2 separate regions of the Homo sapiens genome follow, and region 1 is linked to region 2. A link is a loop called in an ENCODE intact Hi-C map of the cell type or tissue named here. Cell type or tissue: CD14-positive monocyte. All regions are shown on one strand. Region 1 has its middle 13 kb from the start of IL3RA. Region 2 has its middle 7.3 kb from the start of SLC25A6.

What was found. A loop is a pair of places that touch in the nucleus more often than their neighbours do. Peaks named below come from ENCODE experiments on the same cell type or tissue, not always from the same donor. Only the 100,000 strongest peaks of a DNase experiment are listed, where the experiment ranks them.
Region 1: it touches region 2 in a loop (6-fold over the local background); 10 of 110 quality-filtered maps call a loop at or near these places.

What each region holds. Positions count from the first base shown.
Region 1 is chrX:1,322,314-1,324,813 of GRCh38, reverse strand. It overlaps a transcript of CSF2RA not described here. Among named protein-coding and RNA genes, the nearest start is that of IL3RA, 13 kb to the left of the region's middle. In CD14-positive monocyte, CTCF peaks have their summits at 1,188 and 1,395 (motif pointing left); DNase peaks (open chromatin) are centred at 1,393 and 2,243.
Region 2 is chrX:1,383,575-1,386,074 of GRCh38, reverse strand. No RefSeq gene overlaps it. Among named protein-coding and RNA genes, the nearest start is that of SLC25A6, 7.3 kb to the left of the region's middle. In CD14-positive monocyte, no CTCF peak of the experiment used is centred here; no DNase peak of the experiment used is centred here; H3K27ac peaks cover 656 bases.

The DNA.
Region 1 (2,500 bases), 61 kb after region 2:
GGCTTCATGGGTGTAAGCTGCTGACAGCTTTCCCTGCGTGCGTCCACATCTTGCGTGGTCCCGACTCAGACAGGCCTTTGTTAGGTGGCAACGAGAGTGCTTCTTGGTCATGCCCAAGCGGCCCTGCTGGGCAAAAGCAACCTCTCCATCCACAGTGGGGCCAAAGCACTTATGTCCTTTTTCTTTTTTCTTTCTTTCCTTTCTTGCTTTTCTTTCTCTCTTTCTCTTTCTTTCTTTCCTTCCTTCCTTCTTTTCTTTCCTTTCTTTCCCTTCCTCCCTCCCTCCCTCCCTTCCTTCTTTCCCTCCTCCTTCCCTCCCCTCCCTCCCTCCCTGCTTGCTTGCTTGCCCTTTCTCTTTCTTTTTCTTTCTTTTTTCTCTCTCTCTTCTTTCTTTTTCTTTCCTTTCTTTTCCTTTTTCCTTCCTTCCTTCTTTCTTTCTCTTTCTTTCCTTTCTCTTTTTCCTTCCTTCCTTCCTTCCTTTTTCTTAGAGACAGGATCTTGCTATGTGGCCCAGGCTGGCCTCTAACTCCTGACCTCAAGTGATCCTCCAGCCTCTACCTCCCAAAGTGCTGGGATTACAGGCGTGAATCACCCCTCCTGGCCTCTGTTTTGTTTTTGTTTTTGTTTTTAAAGGCAGAGTTACACTCTGTCACCCAGGCTGGAGTGCAGCGGCGTGATCTTAGCTTACTGCAACCTCCACCTCACAGACTCAAGTGATCCTCCCACCTCAGCCTCCCCAGTAGCTAGGGCAACAGGAACATGCTACCATGTCCAGCTAAATTTTTGCATTTTTTTTTTTTTGAGACGGAGTCTCACACCATTGTCCAGGCTGGAATGCAGTGGGGTGATCTTGGCTCACCACAACCTCGGCCTCCCGGGTTCACGCCATTCTCCTGCCTCAGCCTCCCGAGTAGCTGGGACTACAGGCGCCCACCACCACGCCCGGCTAATTTTTTGTATTTTTATTAGAGACGGGGTTTCACCGTGTTAGCCAGGATGGTTTCGATCTCCTGACCTCATGATCTGCCCGCCTCTGCCTCCCAAAGTGCTGGGATTACAGGCGTGAGCCACTGCGCCCAGCCTGCATTTTTTTTAAGAGATGGGGGTCTCACTATGTTGCCCAGGCTAGCCTCAAACTGCTGGATTCAAGAGATCTTGCTGCCTCAGCCTCCCAAAGTGCTGGGATTGTAGGTGTGAGCCACCACACCCAGCCCAGACAGCTTCTAAAGCTCTTCCCACTTCTCGAGGTGCGGTCCATGGAAGCATCACTAGCACCACCTGAGAGCTGCTGGGAGGTCCTTGTGGCCACCACCCAGATGTGAGAATCCGGTCGCCTGAAGGTGGGGGACATTGCTGCCCTCTAGTGACTGACGACATGCTCCTCTCTGCAGCCATCCCTGCCAGTCCCGACTAGTAACTATGGACGTTTAATAACAGGAACTGGGGCCAGGTGCGGTGGCTCACCCTGAGACGGGGTTTCACCATGTTGGCCAGGCCGGTCTTGAACTCCCGACCTCAGGTGATCCGCCCGCCTCGGCCTCCCAAAGTGCTGAAATTACAGGCGTGAGCCACCGCTCCCGGTTCATCTTCAGATTCTTTACTTCATTACATCTGCAAAGACCATTTTATATTTTATTTTATTTTATTTTATTTTATAATTGTAATGTATTGTATTGTATTTTTTTTGAGACGGAATCTCGCTCTGTCGCTCAGGCTGGAGTGCGGTGGCGCGATCTCGGCTCACTGCAACCTCCACCTCCCGGGTTCACGCCATTCTCCTGCCTCAGCCTCCCGAGTAGCTGGGACCACAGGCGCCCGCCACCACGCCCGGCTAATTTTTTGTATTTTTAGTAGAGATGAGGTTTCACCGTGTCAGCCAGGATGGTCTCGATCTCCTGACCTCGTGATCTGCCTGTCTTGGCCTCCCAAAGTGCTGGGATTACAGGCGTGAGCCACCGCGCCCGGCCAATCTTCAGATTCTTTCCTTCATCACATCTGCAAAGACCTTATTTTGAAATAATGTCCCATTCTGAGGTTAACGTGGACATAAATGTTAAGGGTCACTGTTCAACGCACTACAATTTTTGACCTGAAAATCTCTCAGTGGGCAGCTTTGGAGGAAGGACGTCGCTCTGTCCATTGTGTGATTGTTGAGTAGCTGAGCCAGGGGCGTTCAGGAGAACCGTGGCTCCTCCGAGAGCTGCCGCGTGACCACAAAGGGTTCAGTGGGGCCCCACAGCTAAACAGTTCCATGAAATGAGCACTGAACTTGGAGGTGACTCATGGCCCAATCACAGGATGTCATTGAGAAAGAAAAAGATACTTACAGGGTCTTTCTCTGGAGAGCTACCTTTCAAAAAAAAAAAAAAAAAAAACAAACACACACAGTTAAGATGGTAAGTGGGCCAGGTGTGCTGACTGATGCCTGTAATCCCAGCACTTTGGGAGGCTGAGGTGGACGGATCACGAGGTCAGGAGATCGAGAGCATCCTGGCTAACAC
Region 2 (2,500 bases):
GGGCCACGCTCTGCCCGTGGCTGGCCCACGTTCCTGGTCTGCAGTGCTGCCTCCTCCCCAGCACCCCTGGGGCACAGAGGGCAGGGTCACAGCTGGGAAGAGGCGGGGGGTAGAAACCAAGGCTGGCAGAAGTGTAGCCGGGCTCCCTGATAAATGCTGGAGGACCCCAGGGCACCTGCACTTACTGTACCCTCTCTGAGAGCATTTGTATGATCTCATGTCTCAGCTCTGGAGGCTGGAGGTCCCAGAAAACCAAGGTATGGTAGATTCAGTCTCTGGTGAGTACCCAGTTCCTGGCTTCTAGATGGCGCCTTCTCCCTGTGTGTCCTCAGATGATGGATGAGGCCAGGGTGCTCTCTGGAGTCCTTTCTGTAAGGGCACTGATCCCATCCATGAGGCCTCATGACTCCCAAAGACCCCCACTTCCCAACGCCATCACTTGGGAGAGGGGCGTTTTCAGCGTGAATCTTGGGGAAACTGAAACAGGCGTGACACCCTGCGTTCCTCTCCACCTCCTGTAGCTCCCGAGGGCCACTCCAGCCCCCATTCCAGCATGAACAGTGGAGTCGGTCGGGGTCCCCAGAGTGGCAGCTGTGTGTCCGCGGGTTCACCCGTGAGAATCCACCACAAGGGGTACCCACCGCGAGGCACGACAGCTTCCTTCAAGCTCTTTCTGCTCAAACATTCATTGCGGGGCAAGAAAAGCCGTGTTGAATCTCTACCGGGCCGAACCTTGGGCCTTGGTGTCAGCGCACGGCAGGGCCACAGAGACTACAGCCCTGGGGTTCCAGAGCCGGCTCTCCCGTGCTCTCCAGAAATCCCAGCCATAGTAAAAAGAATCTGTTTTTTGAGATGGAGTCTCGCTCTCGCCCAGGCTGGAGTACAGTGGTGCAACCTCTGCCTCCCAGGTTCAAGCAATTCTCCTGCCTCAGCCTCCCAAGTAGCTGGGGCTACAGGCATGCGCCACCACACCCGGCTGATTTTAGTATTTTTAGTGGAGATGGGGTTTCACCATGTTTACCTACCTGGCTGCTCTCGAGCTCCTGGACTCAAATGATCCGCCCACCTAAGCCTCCGAACATGGTGGGACGACAGGTATGAGCCACCGCTCCTGGCCCGAAAGGCAGACTCTACATCTCTGCACTTGGCCAGGTAGAAACCCTCATTTGTGTCCCGATGATATCAGAGATCAGGAAAGCTCCGTGAGCCCTCGTCTTGGTCACGTGACTCGGCCCAGAGGCAAGTGGCAAAGCAGGACCTTCCACCATCAGCCCTGTGGGTCCTGCACACCCTCCACAAAACAGCCTCGACCCACGGGGACCTGGGCTCCGAGTTCCTGCCTGGAGCTGTGGTCACTGCTTCATTCACTCTTGGATGTATTTTCACTCCTGATACTTAATAGTTTTTTATTTTTATTTTTTTATTTTTTTTGAGACGGAGTCTTGCTCTGTCCCCCACGCTGGAGTGCAGTGGCGCAATCTCAGCTCACTGCCACCTCCGCCTCCTGGGTTCAAGCGATTCTCCTGCCTCAGCCTCCCAAGTAGCTGGGATTACAGGCAGCCGCCACCATGCCCGGCTAATTTTTGTATTTTTAGTAGAGACGGGGTTTCACTGTGTTGGTCAGGCTGGTCTCGAACTCCTCACCTCAGGTGATCCACCCTCAGCCTCCCAAAGTGCTGGGATTACAGGTGTGAGCCACCGCGCCCGGCACTTAATAGATTTTAACCTAGTAATTGGGGCATGGTTTCCTCCGCGGATCAAGTGAAATCCTACATGGTACACTGGACTTTGGGGAATTCGGTAGTGGCGGGGAGGTTCTCCAAAGTTACAATTCAAAGACCAACAAGTTTACTCCTTGATTTTTTTTTTTCTTTGAGATGGAGTCTCTTGTCACCCAGGCAGGACTGCAATGGTGTGGTAACGGCTCAACTCTACTTCCATCTCCGAGGTTCAAGCCATTCTGCCTCAGCTTCCCACGTAGCTGGGATTACAGGTGCCCGCCACCATGCCCGGCTAATTTTGTTTTTTTGTTTTTGAGACAGAGTCTCACTCTGTCACCCAGGCTGGAGTGCTGTGGCGCAATCTCAGCTCACTGCAAGCTCCACCTCCCGGGTTCACGCCATTCTCTGCCTCAGCCTCCTGAGTAGCTGGGACTACAGGCGCCTGCCACCACAGCCCGGTAATTTTTTTTGTGTATTTAGTAGAGACAAGGGTTTCACCGTGTCAGCCAGGCTGGTCTCAATCTCCTGACCTCGTGATCCGCCCGCCTCGGCCTCCCAAAGTGCTGGGATGACAGGCATGAGTCACTGTGCCTGGCCAGTCCTGCACAATCTTGAAATGCTGAGGCTCTCAGCAAGCTGAGTGTTGGAGATAACTTCATAGACAGTAATACATGGTGGCATAGCTGTTTTTAAGAGAATCCTGCCTTGTGGGTACTATCAAAATCACAGTTCCAGTTGGGCTCAGTGGTTTACCTCTGTAATCCCAGCACTTTGGGATG